Regions from separate parts of the Homo sapiens genome. Here all the other regions are linked to region 1. The links are chromatin loops, found by intact Hi-C in ENCODE. Cell type or tissue: mammary epithelial cell. All regions are shown on one strand.

Region 1 (5,000 bases):
AAGGACCCTCTGAGGACCATTCCGAGAAAAGACAAGGGAATCTGGGGAGAGGGGTGGGGCTGAGAACTGAGCAAGAGTTTGAATTGGCAGCAGGAACTGCCAATCATACATGCTCTAGAGTGTGGAACTGGAGGCAGTCCCTAGACAGGAAGCCAGAACTGGAAAGAGTGGGTCCAACTGGAGCAAGACCTTTGACATAAGAAACTAAGAGAGGCTGCAGGGAAGAGTGCGGAGGATGCCTTGTGACTTCTGCTAGGGCATCTGGAGTGAGGCACCATTTCTCAAGGACTCCTTGACCACTATACAGATGGTCCAGATGTTAGCCTATTGACAAAGCCAAGCTTGCCAAATGTAACCCTCAAAATTATTAACTTTTTACCCAACTAATATTTAGAGTGTGGACTCTGGAGTCAGAGTGCTTGAGTTTGCAGACTAGCTCCAAGGCTTATTTGCCATGTGACCTCAAGCAGAGTATTTTAGCTCCCTGAACCTCCTTTTCCCACCTATAAAATGGGGATAATAATACCTCAGGAGCTATTGTGCGCATTAAAAGAAAAGCTACATGTATAGTGCTTGGCACAATGCCTTGTCAACAATTGACCTTCAATACATGTTCATGGTTAGCTACAATTTATTGGCACCTTATTTGGGTCAGTGCTGAATTGGATACTTGGAACCAGAAAAGCAGTTTCTATCTTGTATTTTCTATGACAAAAATAAAACAAGGACTTTAGGGAGCATGTGGAGATGCTTCTGTGCATCAGCTCCTAGGAGATACATCCCAATGATGGGACAGGAGGATGCAAGGTCAGCGTAGGAAGACAATGTGAAGGTTCAAAGAGGAAGTTTTGGAAACTTAAAGTGAATTTTCACTCAGGGCATGAGGGCAGTGGAGGGACTAGACATTCAAAGCTAGTTGATGGCATCCTTTACAGCTGCTAACCAAAACCTTCCAGAGCTCAGGACCTCAGTGGATTGGTGTCACACTTAACCCATGCAGCTTTGGAAGAGGTGGAGAAATGGTTCTGAATGACCTGTAACCTGTAGCAGGGAGGCCCACACAGGCCAAGACCTCATTTACTTTAGGCTAAGAAAACTGGGCTCAGGAAAGCACTTCTTTATAAAAGAAAGTGTGATGTTGTAGGTAAGATGTCAGGCTCCAGAGCCAAAGTCTCTGTTTGAATCCCAGCTCTGCTCATTACTAACTTTGGGACTTTTGGAAAAATCTCTTTATTTCTTAGTACTGTAGTTTTTTCATCTGTAAAATGGCAATTGTAATAATACAGACTTTAGAAATTTGTTTTGAGATTAAGCACTGTAAGTGTCTGACACATAGTAAATACTCAAATGTTAGCTATTATTATCAATGCTGCAAACTCTCATAGCCTCTTCTTTATCACAGCCTCGCATTCTCCATTCTTGCTTCTCACTGAGTTTTACCACCCACTTCCATGAGAGTTTCTGGGAAATATTTAAGCTGTTCTCTTTTTATCAGTGTGTATATCCCCTCCACTTGCAGTCAAAGGCTTTGTTTTTCTGAACTTTAATTCTAGCTTCCCCTCAAATGTAGCTTTTAGCCAAGGCAAAACTCAGCCTCCTGAGATTGTTTCAGCGCTGGTACTAATCACATGTTGGGATTCAAAAGAACACAAGCATTTCCTTATAATCTGAATCTAAGATATGTATGGTTTGTGGGATTAAACAATGTAGGTAAGGGTTATGACTTAGAGTAATTCTTTGCTAGGGATAGTGAGTGTGTGTGTGTGTGTGTGTGTGTGTGTACAGGAGAGAGACACACACACACCAAAAGAGAGAGAGTTTTTGCTCCCTAGGAGACATTTGGCAATGTCTGGAGATATTTTTGATTGTCACAACTTTGGATGGAAAGGGTTTGCTACTGGCACCTAGGGGTAGAGGGCAAGGATGATGCTCAACATCCTGCAATGCACAGGACAGCCCCACAACAAAGAATCTTCTGGCCCAAAATGTCAATACTGCTGAGCTTGAGAAACCCCAGTGAAGAGGGAGAGAGTCTGGAAAGACAGACTGATGCCAGATTACAGAGGACAAACCCAAATAGAATAATCAAAGGTTTTTGAACAGGAGAAGTGACATGTTCCATGCTATGCTTTAGAGCGATAACCTAGGAGACATAGGCAGGAGCCAGTCAGGAAGTCACCGCAATTACAATTAACCAAGTGAATTCCAGAATTAGGGCATCAAAAGAGGAAGTTAAAAGGAAGTGTTGAATAAGAATTTAGCTCTTATACAATTTCTCTATCACAAATCACCTCCTATTCCTACAAATATATTACTTGTAATTATATAAATATGGCCGATTTCTGAATCAAGAAGCATATTATGAATACAATATTTTTTCACCTATAGATCTTTATTTTTCAAGCTTAATACATTTCTTGCTTTTACATTTGTTTAATTGCATGACATAGGAAAAACATAAATTAACTTCAGATTGGCAGTTACTGTAGGGAGGAGTAAGGGAATAGGAAGGCATAGGGTTGTTTTAACAGTGATTGTAACATTTTATTTCTTGGAGAACAAAATGCCTTTGAATCCAATACAGCAGAAATGTTTGTCGTAATATTTTCAGAATTTTCTTATGTGTTTGAAATTTTCATATTATTTTTACTTTTTAATATAAAGAAAAGAGTTGTGAGATTAAACTTGAGCAGGGTAGGATTGGCAAACATTTTCAATTTGCTGAATGTGGAGAGTTAGAAAAGAAGGGTAAAAATTATATGCTAGTGTTTTTGGCCTAATACAGTAGGAACATAAAACTGATAATCAGGGTAAGAACTGTAGAAGGTAGAAAACATTGTGAGTGTGTGTGGGTGTGAACACGTATGCACATGCTGTTGGGGGGAGGGATTGCCAAGAAAAATGAGTAATGCTTGAGATATGCTAAGCTCAGTTTCCTGCAGTACATCTTTGTGGCCATTTGGCTGTGAGCAAGCTAGCTTGGAAATTCAGAATTAAAGTCAGAGCTAGTCTCAAAGGCTTAGGTAACATCTACTTGGGTTAGGAGTGAGGCATTGGAGCTGTGGGGGTGGGCAGTGTCTTCAAGGGAGAATGCAGAGTGAAGAGACAAAGTCTGAAGATCAAGCCTTGGAAATCATCAATATTTGAGGGGGTAAGGAAAAATATATATATTTAAAAAAACAAGGAGAGATTTCAGGAGCCGGAAGAATACAAAAAAGAATATGTTGTCACAGAAACCAAGGCAAAGAGGATTTCTGAGAAGGAACGTGTGGACAATGGTGTTAGAGGCTATGGAGGAGAGCCACTGGATTTGACTATAAATAGTGCAGTGGGGAAGCCTTAAGAAAGTAAATTCACTAGAGTGAGGGGCCTCTCATTTATTCACTCAAAGCTATTTATTGAGTACATACTTGGTTATTGTCCAGTGCGAGGATCTGAGGAAATAAGCTAAACAGGGTTCTCTGCCCTCCAGGAGCTCACAGTCTAGTGCTTATATCTATGAATCAATAGCCTGTAATGTGGCAATTTATTGTTTCTATGATAAAAGCATGCACAGGGTATGATGGGGTCATATCAGGAAAGGATTCTTGGAAAAGGTGACTTCTGAGCTGAATTGATGAAGCTAAAGAATGAAGGATGAATAGGAGTCACATGTGAATGGAGGATGAAGGTTAATGGAAAAGGAGACAATTTTCTATGCAGAAGGATCAGCATGAGGACAGCCTTAGAGCCAAGATAAATCATGGTGAGATTTCAAGGAGCCAGAGTAGTTTGGAAAGGTTTGAGTGGCAAAGGATGAGTCCTGGTGAGCTGTGCAGGGGCCAGGCCAGGAGGTTCCTTTTGTGTTCCAGTGTAGCATTTGGACTTTATCTTAAAATCCACCAGTAGCAACTAGAGCTATGTAGTAAAGAACTTGCTTAATGTGCTCAGTTTTACAGTTTAATACAGGTGCATAGAGAAGCCCGTGTCTTTAAACCACTGTGTCTGCCATTTAGCAAATGCTTAAAAATATTTGTTGAATTAATGAAAAAAATTAAAAGGAATCTCAATCATTCATTCCAAAGTGAACTTATAAAATGGAAGTGTAGAACACAGAGAAAGTAAGATAGTTCAATTTTTTGTCTATTTCCCCATTTCAAAACCTAGCCACGTTTTAGTTATATAAATACATATTCATTTTAGCAAATGTTAGCTCATGAAAGTATGAGAAAAGTCGTCACTTAAAAACTTCTACTGAAACAACCATTATCAACACTTCTGTGACCATTTTTTTCTGCATTTCTTTATACAAACTAGACATTCACATATTTACATTTATATGGATGAGATCATAGTTTATCTGTTTTATCATGGATATACTTTGTATTGCTTTTGTTGAGAGTGGAGTAGAGAAATACTGAGCACATATATCTGTTGAAAGAACTATCAAATGGAGGAAGACAAATGAGAGATCCAAGAGAAGAGACATGGAGATATAGTCAGCAAAATCCAGAATATGGAAATCTCTGCAGAACAAATTACCAGTTTCTTCAACCAATAAATTGCACAGGAAATTTGTCAATGGACATATCAACCAAATGCAATATGCATACCTTGTTAGGATAGTGATTGGAATAAATAATTTAAAAAATTAGAATAATGTAGAATATTTAAGTCCTGACAGGATAATTGACATAAAAGAAAACTATTACATAAATGGCCTGATGGAGCTGAAAAACACAACACGAGAACTTCACAATGCAACCACAAGTATCAACAGCTGAATAGACCAAGCAAAGGGAAGAATTTCAGAGCCTGAAGATTATCTTGCTGAAATAAGACAGGCAGACAAGATTAGAGAATAAAGAAAAAAAAGGAATGAACAAAACCTCCGAGAACTATGGGATTGTGTAAAAAGACCAAACCTACGACTGACTGGGGTACCTGAAAGAGACGAGGAGAATGGAACCAAGTTGGAAAATGTACTTCAGGATATCATCCAGGAGAACTTTCCCAACCTA
Region 2 (5,000 bases), 330 kb after region 1:
AGTTAAAATTTTTATGTGTTTTTAGATTTGGTTAACCAGTAACTTGCTGAGGATTTTTGAGTTTATGTTCATCATGGAAATGGGCCTGTAGTTTTTCATTTTTCATTGTTTCTTTGCCAGGTTTAGGTATTAGGGTAATGATGGCTTCATAGAATGAGTGAGGGAGGAGTCCTTCCTACTCAATTTTTTGGAATAGCTTCAGTAGAATTGGTACCAGCTCTTCTTTGCATGTCTGGTAGAATTTGTTTATAAATCTATCTGGTCTGGAGCTTTTTTATATGTTAGGTTTTTTTATTCCTGTTTCAGTTTCAGAACTTGATGTTGGTGTGTTCAGGGTTTCAATTTCCTCAATTCAATCCTGAGAGATTGTGTGTTTCCAGGAATTTATCCACTTCCTCTAGATTTTCTCGTTTGGGTGCATACAGATGTTCATAACAGTCTCTGAGATCCCTTGTATTTCTGGGGGATTGGTTCTAATGTCACCTTTGTTGTTTTTGATTGTGCTTATTTGGATCTTCTGTATTTTTTTTTCTTTGTAGCTAGAATTCTGTTGATCTTGTTTGTCCTTTCTGTTGATTATTTGTATGAATTTTGGGTTCTCAATTTCTCTGCGTTCTGCTCTGATTTTAGTTATTCATTTTTTTCTGTTAGTGTTAAGGTTAGTTTGTTCTTGTTTTTCTGGTTCTTCTAGGTGTGATGTTAGATTGTTAACTTGAGATCTCTCTTTTTGATGGTAGGCACTTGCCATGATAAGCTTTCCTCAGCATTACTTTTGTTGCATCAGAGATTTCTGGTATGTTGTGTCTCTGTTTTCATTTATTTCAAATAATTTTTTTGATTTATGCATTTTTTTTTGTTTACCCAAAAGCCATTCAAAAGCAAGTTATTTAATTTCCATGAAATTGTGTGGTTTTGAGAGCTGTTCACGGTATTGACTTCTATTTCTATTATACTGTGATTTGAGAGTATGGTTGGTAAGATTTTGATTTTTTGAAATTATTGGGGCTCACTTTATGGCTGAGAATGTGGTTGATCTTGGAGTATGTTTTTTGTACATATGAGAAGCATTTATACTCTGTGGCTAATGGGTGGATGTCTGTTTGGTCCAATTAGTCAAGTGTCAAGTTTAATTCCAGATTTTTGTTGTTAGTTTTCACACGTCTAATGCTATCAGTCTAATGCTATTTTTCTAGTGCTATCAGGGGAATGTTAAAGTCCCTCACTACTATTGTGTGACTGTCTAAGTCTTTTCATAGGTCTAAAAGTACTTGTTTTATAAATCTGAGGGCTACAGTTTAGGTAAATATATTTTTAGGATAGTTAAAAATACTGTGTTGAATTAACAGTTTATCTTTAGGTAATGCCCTTATTGGTCCTTTTTTACTTTATTTGCTTGAAGTATGTTTTATCTGATACAAGAATAGGGACCCCTGCTCTTTTTTATTTTCTGTTTGCTTGGTAAATCTTTCTTCAATTCTTTACTTTGAGCCTATGGGCACTGGTACGTATGAGATGAGCTTCTTAAAGGCAACAGAAAAATAGGTTTTGTATTCTTTATCCAACTTGCCATTCTGTGCCTATTGCGAGGGGCATTTAAATCACTTACATTCAAGATTAATATTATTATGTGAGGTTTGATACTATCGTGAAGTTGTCAGCTGATTGCTTTGTAGTTTCTATTGCGTGTTTGCTTTATAGGGTTTGTGGGCTATGTTCTTAAGTGTGTTTTTGTGGTAGTAGGTATTGTTCTTTCATGTCCATGTTTAGAACTCCCTTAAGGATATCTTGTGAGGCTAGTCTAGTGGTAATAAATTCTCTTACTGTTTGCTTATCTGGAAGATTTTATTTCTCCCTTGCTTATGAAGCTTAATTTAGTAGAATATAAAATTCTTGGTTAGAATGTTTAATTCTTTAAGAATGCTGAACATAGAACGCCAGTCTCTTCTGGCTTGTAAAGTTTCTGCTGAGAAGTATGTTTTTAGCCAGATGGGTTTCCCTTTGTACATGATATGTTTTTTTTGTCTAGCTGTTATTAAGATTTTTTTCTTGAGTATCGATCTTGGAAAGTCCAGTAACCATATGCCTTGGTGACATTCATTTTGTATAGTATATCGCAGGTGTTCTCTGGATTTCTTGTATCTAGTGTCTACATCTCTAGCAATATTAGGAAATTTTTTTTGAATTATTTCCTCAAATATATTTTTGATTTGGTTTACTTTTTCTCTCTCTCTTTCAGAAATTCCAATAATGCATACGTTTGGTCATGTTATATAATCCCATGTTTCTCAAAGGCTTTTTTAACTTTTTTTAAATTTTTGTCTGACTGGGTTAGATCAAAGATGGATCTTTAAACTCTGAAATTCTTTCTTTTACTTGGTCCAGTCTATTAATAAAGCCTTAAATTGTATTTTGAAATTCCTTAAGTGAGTTTTTCAATTCCAGAAGCTCTAGTTGATATTATTAAAGATGTTTATCTCTTCCTACATTTCCTTGATTGCTTTAGAAGTTTCTTTGTGTTGATTTTCCAGCTTCTCTTGGATCTCCTTGAGCTTCCTTTCAATCCACGCTTTGAATTCTTTATCTGTAATTTCTGAGTTTTCATTTGGTGAGGGATCATTACTGGCGAGCTAGTGCAATCATTTGGTGGTATCACTACATTCAGATTCTTCATAGTGCCAGATTCTTAAACTGGTTCCTTTTCTTCTAGAGATGCTGGCATTTCTAGTTTTGTAATTATTTTCATGCGGGTAGAAGTTTTGCTTTTTCTTTCTTTCCATATAATATTTTTTCTTTCCGTTTTTCTTTATCTTCTTCCCTAGGGCATGTGTCTGTAGAGAATACTGGTTAGGGTCTATGGGCTTTGCTTCTATAGCCCTATGCACTTCTCTTAGCATTTTTCATGTTGGGCTGTGAAGTTTAACTTACAAGCCAGTAGATGGCGCTTATAGGTAACAGCAAGTTGCAGCCAATGTGGCTGGGTATATACTTGATCCTTGTTTACCAGGAGAAGCTTTCCGCTGTCTCAGGCAATGGACTAATTCATGGAGTGTACTGTAGTCTGAGCTCCCTGATCAGCCGCGGGGAGGTGAGGGTAAAGATGGGTTGGATCAGACGAGGCAGTTCTGTCTACAGGTTCCCTGGTGGCAGGCACACGCTCCAGCCCTGAAAGAGAATTCAGTGGGAAATCAATAGGTGCCCAGAGATGTGCCTAGGCATGGAGCTGGGAAACCTCCTCAGCCTCAAATTATATACAGGGGTATGAGGGGCAGCCTAAACTCTCAATCCAGGAGACGATGTGCTCCAGATGCCTGGAGATCTGCCTGTGTGGACAAGAGAGAGCTCCCCTGCACCAGGATCACTGCATAGGTAGAGTGGAGCAGCTCAGGCTGATGTTCCATCTGGCACTCTCATGCTTGGAGATCTGCCAGGGCATGGAGCAAAGAGGGCTCCCCCATACCAAGATCTCTGCACAAGAAGAGTGAGATGACTTAGGCTGCTGAACCAGGCAAGCAAGTGCTCTGAATGCCTGGAGATATATATTTTTTTACTGTGTATATATGTATTAATGGTATCTATATATATATATTTTTACTTTTGAGTTAATTGAGTTCTTTGTATATTCGGGATATTAGTCCCTTGTTGGATGAATAGTTTGCAAAGCTTTCTCCCATTCTGCAGATTGTTTCTTTACTCTGTTTATTTGTTTATGTCCTCTCCGATTTCTTTCATCAGTGTTTTGTAGTTTTCCCTGTAGAGATCTTTTACCTTCTTGGTTAAATTTATTCCTACGTATCTTTAAATAGCTATTTAAAATAGGATTGCCTTATTTAACTTTTCTCTCAGCTAGTTCATTATTGGTGTATGGAAATACTACTGATTTTTGTATGATGATTTTGTATCCTGAATTACTAAATTTATTAATCAGTTCTAACGGTTTTTTTGGTTGAACCTTTTTTTTTCCCCTAAATTTGAGATTATATTTTCTGCAAAGAGGGCCAATTTGACTTCTCTTTTCTAATTTAGATGACTTTTACTTCTTTCTCTTGCCTGATTGCTCTGGCTAGGACTTCCACTACTATGTTGATAGGAATGGTAAAAGTAGGCATCCATTACTTGTTCCAGTTCTTGGAAGGTTTTCAGCTTTTCCCCATTCAGTATGATTTTAGCTTTGCATTTCTCATATATGGACTTTATCATGTTGAGGTATGTTTTTACTATGCCTATGTTGTTGAGAATTTTTATCATAAGTAGATGTTGTATTTTATCAAATGATTTTTCTGTGCCTATTGATATAATCACATGGTTTTTGCCCTTTATTCTGTTGATGTAGTTTATCACGTTTTATAGATTTGTGTATGTTGAACAATCCTTGCATCCCTGGGATAAATCCTACATTGTCATGGTGTATTATCTTTTTGATGTGCTGTCAGATTCAGTTTGTGTATATTTTATTGGGAATTTTTCCATCTGTTTATCAGGGACATTGGCCTGTAAGTTATTTTTGTCGTTGTGTCCTCGCCTGGTTGTGGTAGCAGGGTAATGCTGGCCTTGTAGAATGAGTTGGAGAGAATCCCCTACTCTTTAAATTTTTGAAATAGTTTGAAGAGAATTGTTATTAACTCTTTATAAGTTTGGTGGAATTTTGCAGTGAAGCCATCTGGTCCTGGACATTTATTTTTACTTATTTAATCATATTACTCATTATTGATCTGTTTGTATTTCTTCCTGATTTAATCTTGGTAGGTGGTAAGTGTCTGCAAATTTATCAGTTTCCTCTAGCTTTTCCGGTTTGTTAATGTATAGTTGTTCATAATAATCTCTGATAATATTTTATACTTCTATAGTGTAAGTTGTAACACCTCTTTTTTGTTTCTGATTTTATTATTTTGGTCTTCTCTCTTCTTTCTTGGTTAGTCTACCTGTTTCTCCATTTTTCTACACCTTCATAAAACCAAGTTTTCATTTCACTGATTCTTTGTACTGTTTTTGTTGTTTCTATT
Region 3 (5,000 bases), 250 kb after region 1:
TGGCCATTTTCACGATATTGATTCTTCCTATCTATGAGCATGGAATGTTCTTCCATTTGTTTGTGTCCTCTTTTATTTCGTTGAGCAGTGGTTTGGGACGTATCTCAAAATAATGAGAGCTATTTATGACAAACCCACCGCCAATATCATAGTGAATGGGCAAAAACTGGAAGCATTCCCTTTGAAAACTGGTACAAGACAGGTATGCCCTCTCTCACCACTCCTATTCAACGTAGTGTTGGAAATTCTGGCCAGGGCAATCAAGCAGGAGAAATAAATAAAGAGTATTCAATTAGGAAAAGAGGAAGTGAAATTGTCCCTGTTTGAGATGACATGATTGTATATTTAGAAAACTGCATTGTCTCAGCCCCAAATCTCCTTAAGCTGATAAGCAACTTCAGCAAAGTCTCAGGATACAAAATCAATGTGCAAATATCACAAGCATTCTTATACACCAATAACAGACAAACAGAGAGCCAAATCATGAGTGAACTGCCATTCACTATTGCTTCAAAGAGAATAAAATACCTAGGAATCCAACTTACAAGGGATATGAAGGACTTCTTCAAGGTGAAATGGGTAATTTTTAAGAAGAATACAACTTATCATAATTGACCTTAATAAATATAGAAAGTCTAAAGTGATAAGTAATATATAGATGAAATAGAAAAAATTGTTGAAGATCTTAGCCAAAAAAGGATCAGAAAAAAATTGACAAATGGGATCTAACTAAACTAAAGAGCTTCCTCACAGTGAAAGAAACTATCAACAGAATAAACAGAAAACCTACAGAATGTAAGAAAATACTTGCCATCTATGTGTCCAACAAAGGTCTAATAATGTTTAAGAATCTATAAGAAACTTAAAGAAATCAACAAGCAAGAAACAAACAACTCTGTTAATAATAGGCAAAGGACATGATCAGACACTTTTCAAAAGAAGATGTAATTGTGACCAACAAACATGGGAACATGTCAATATCACTAATTATTAGAGAAATGCAAATCAAAACCACAATGTGATACCATCTCAACCAGTCAGAATGACAATTATTAAAAGTCAAAAAATAATAGATGCTGGCCAGGTTGAGGAGAAAAGGGAACATTTACACACTGCTGGTGGGAATGTAAATTAGTTCCGCCACTGTGGAAAGCAGTTTAGAGATTTCTCAAAGAACTTAAAACTGAACTACCATTTGACCTAGCAATCCCATTACTGGGTGTAAACCAAAGAAACATAAATTGTTCTACCATAAAGACACATGCATGTATATGTTCATTATAACACAATGCACAATAGGAAAGACGTGGAATTAACCAAGGTGCCCATCAACAGTGGACTAAATAAAGAAATGATGGTACATATACATTGTGGAATACTATGCAGCCATAAAAAGAATGAGATTATATCCTTTGCAGCAAGATAGATGAAGTTGGAGGCCATTATCTTAAGCAAATTAACACAGGAACAGAAAACCAAATGTTGCATGTTTCCACTTATAATTGGGAGCTAACATTGAGTACACATGGACACAAGGGAACAACAGACACTGGGGTCTAATTGAGGTGGAGGGTGGTAGGAGGGTGAGGATTAAAAAAAACTACCTATCAGGCACTATGATATAGATGATGAAATAATCTGTACACCAAATCCCTGTGACACACAATTTATCCATATACCAAACCTGCACATGCACCCCTTGAACCTAAAACAAAAGTTGAAAGAGAAAAAAGAAAGCATTGTGCTTAGCTTGTTTTGTTACAGTTAATACAAAAAACAAAATAAAACAAGAAACAAACAAACAAAAAGAAACAAGCCAATTTGAAGAGGCTCTCACTGGCCAAATATAAGATATCAAAACTGTCCAAATCTATGATGATACCAAAAACAAACAACAAACTTTGACCTATCACCATTGGAGGATGCTACTAAATCAATATTTTGAAAACTGGTAAATAGTCGGGAAGAATCAGGCATTTATATTGTCTTTCTTATGTGAATCATAGCACTTGGTACACAAATGGGAAAGGTAAATTTTTCTTCATAGAAGTATATTGGCTAATAAGTGAGTATCATCATTTTGCAATCTCTAATGAGTTAATAGATCAATATATGTATCATAAAAAGTTTGCTAACACCACAAAAAAGGCAACCAGAACTTACATGCCTCTTGATAGAATATAATATTATTTATGAATTCATCTTGCTTAAAAAAAATTTCAGCCCTCAATCCGATAAAGCTTTTAGGTCTGACCACTTTTCAAGAAACCCAGGGATATAAGCTGCAAAATCTAGATTTCAGGAGCCTGTACAGGACAAATGTTTTGGGTTGCTTATTAAACGAAGTGAAAGCAAAAAAGAGAGATGAATAGAGAGGAACTTGTAGATATAAACAGATTTAAGGCACACATCAACCAAGGTATAGATTTTATTTGGATCCTTATTGAAATAGTAAAAAGAGAAAATGAAATAATTGGAAAGTGGAATATTGACTATATATTTGCTAACATTTAAGAATTGTGTTAACTTTTGATTTAGGTGTGATAATGATACTGTGCTTTTCTTCAAAAAAAAAAAGGCTTACCTGTCTGAGATAAATACTGAAATATTTTCAGATAAAATAATATGATGCCTGGGAGTTGCTTCAAATCAGGAGCAAGCAGGAGAAATAGGCAAAACAAGATTGGCTGTGAGTTGATAATTGTTAAAGCTGGCCGGCTGATAGTTATGTAGGAGTTCATTATACCATCTATTTTTGTATACATTTAAAATATTTCATAATATAAATATTAATAAAAATTATATTACTAAAATTAAGGCACAACTCTCGTGGTTATCACATGATTATTGTTAACAAAACTGGGAGAAGTTGCTCCATCATCTGTGGTTTAACTTGTTTGAGATGGTCCCAACACCAATAACAAAGGAAATATACTAACAGGAGCAATATTCTCTTTCTCTGCTTTTTAAATTCTTTCTGTGTTTCCAGACATTCATTCAGCTTGCAGTTATAGAGCTGCTGATATTGTAAAAATGTTGCTTAGCAACATGTTAATGGGAAAAAACACTCCTTAAAACATTAGGGTTTTTGTCTTTTTAAATGTACTAGTTCAGCATATGATACCTCCCACAGCTCAATTTAACAGGAGGAAAAATATCAACTCTCTGAATATAGTGGGGTTTTTTTTTTCCATTTTCTTAGCTGGGTCTGAATTTAATAAGCATATCTAAGAAATGGAGTGTGATGATGACCATGAACTGCATACAGTTCCGTTGATCTCTTTGGCAAAAGTGGTTGGAAGTCAAGAATTGCAGCTCTCTGCCACTACCTAGTATTTGGGGTGGGATTGTGGGTAGGGAGGCTAAGAGGGGATGCAGAAAAAATATCCTATTTTTATCATCCACTCGGTATTGTTGTCCCAAAAAATGCATTAGATGTCAAGGATCTAGAAGTTGGGCCCAGTGAACACTCTTTAAGGCTCCTTTTCTATTTCAAGAAATCAGGATTTTTGACTAAATGCTCTTGAAAAGCATTTCCTTATGTTTCCCTGTGGAAGGCCCCGTAGGCCAATGATTCTCAAATTTGAAATGTGTTGACTTTGTCTTTTCTGGGCATCTTATAAAAAAAATGCAGATTCTGATTTGTAAGCCTGGGGTGGAGGCTTGGGTTTTTGCATTTCTAACAAGTTCCCACATGATGCTGATTCCGCTGGTCAGAAGAACCATACTTTTACGTCAAGGCTCTCAGCCAACGTGAATTATCAGAGGGATTAAAAAATGGCACTTATCAGCCTTGGCACGACATATGGTTAAGAGGACAGCTTGAGAGTCAGAGTCCTAGATTCAAACTTTGGCCCTGTCATTATTCACTGCACACCACTAAACATATTACTGAGTTACACTGAGCTTCAGATTCCTTATTTGCAAAACAGAAGCATGGGCATTTTCAGAGAAGATTGAATGAGGTAACAATATTACTTGAAAGATTCTTAGCTAAGGGCCTGGCACATAGTAAGTGCTCTATAAGTATTAATTAATGTTGGCATAAAGGCAAACAAATAGAGCATTTATGAAGGATCATGCCGCAGTATGAGCCTTTGCCTCCTTCCAAGGGTGGATATTTACAGAATGCCGTCTAGAAGCAGTGGAAAAAGTTGGAAAGGGCGCTGGGCTCTGATTCAGGGCGTAGATTCTTCCTCTCATGCTGCCAAGTCATACTGTTTCCTGGACCTCAGTTTACATGCCTGTCCAGTGGAAAGATTGAACCCATTTCTTCCTGGTCCGAACATCCTTAGGATATGTTTTAGCTCCCCTGGTGACTCAGTGCTGTGAGCTGCACCAATGAGCTTCAAGGATTCCGTTCCCTGTTAAATGAACATAGAGGAGAGGAGATCCACGGGTGGCAGAAAGCTTATCAGAATTGGATGAAAAGCCCAGACCCACAGGAATCAGCTAAGCAGGTGATCTATTTTAAAACCTAATTCTTTTTTAGCAACAGAGAGCCGGGGCAGTGATTTAATTACTGATGGCCTAAATCAGAGGCAAAATTAGAGCTAGCAGGTCCAAATCAGGGCAAAGAGCAGATGAGCCAGCCATCTTGAGGAGGATAGGTCCAATAAACCTTCCTGCTACCTTTCCTGGTCATACATTTCCTTGGGTCTCCACTGTACAGAGCTTTACATTTTTAAACATAGAGCATTTTTAATGCTCTATGGTTTTGTCCATTTTCTAAAGGATTCTCTAAGCATCTGTCAGCTTCTGTCTGAATCATACATAAATGTGTATATGAATCACTTCCTTCCCATTTCACACTATGTTCCCCAACCCCACTCTTTCACAGATACCCCCCCACCCCACCATTTAAAGAGTAAGTAAAGGAACTGGAGATTTTGTGGTGATTATCATACTGAAAAATGTTATTTCTTTGAAACCATAAGTACTCATAATTATTCAGGGGGGACCTCCCCACAAGAGGAATTCTAGCGGATCCCTGAAGAGTT

What was found. Peaks named below come from ENCODE experiments on the same cell type or tissue, not always from the same donor. Only the 100,000 strongest peaks of a DNase experiment are listed, where the experiment ranks them.
Region 2: it touches region 1 in a loop (6-fold over the local background); 2 of 110 quality-filtered maps call a loop at or near these places.
Region 3: a loop joins it to region 1, with 2.5 times the contacts of the local background. A loop is called at or near these places in 2 of 110 quality-filtered maps.

What each region holds. Positions count from the first base shown.
Region 1 is chr5:153,474,870-153,479,869 of GRCh38, reverse strand. No RefSeq gene overlaps it. Among named protein-coding and RNA genes, the nearest start is that of GRIA1, 13 kb to the left of the region's middle. In mammary epithelial cell, a CTCF peak has its summit at 2,953; a DNase peak (open chromatin) is centred at 2,909; H3K27ac peaks cover 295 bases.
Region 2 is chr5:153,146,501-153,151,500 of GRCh38, reverse strand. No RefSeq gene overlaps it. Among named protein-coding and RNA genes, the nearest start is that of LINC01470, 180 kb to the right of the region's middle. In mammary epithelial cell, a CTCF peak has its summit at 2,937 (motif pointing right); DNase peaks (open chromatin) are centred at 2,990 and 3,420.
Region 3 is chr5:153,222,913-153,227,912 of GRCh38, reverse strand. No RefSeq gene overlaps it. Among named protein-coding and RNA genes, the nearest start is that of LINC01470, 250 kb to the right of the region's middle. In mammary epithelial cell, no CTCF peak of the experiment used is centred here; no DNase peak of the experiment used is centred here; H3K27ac peaks cover 303 bases.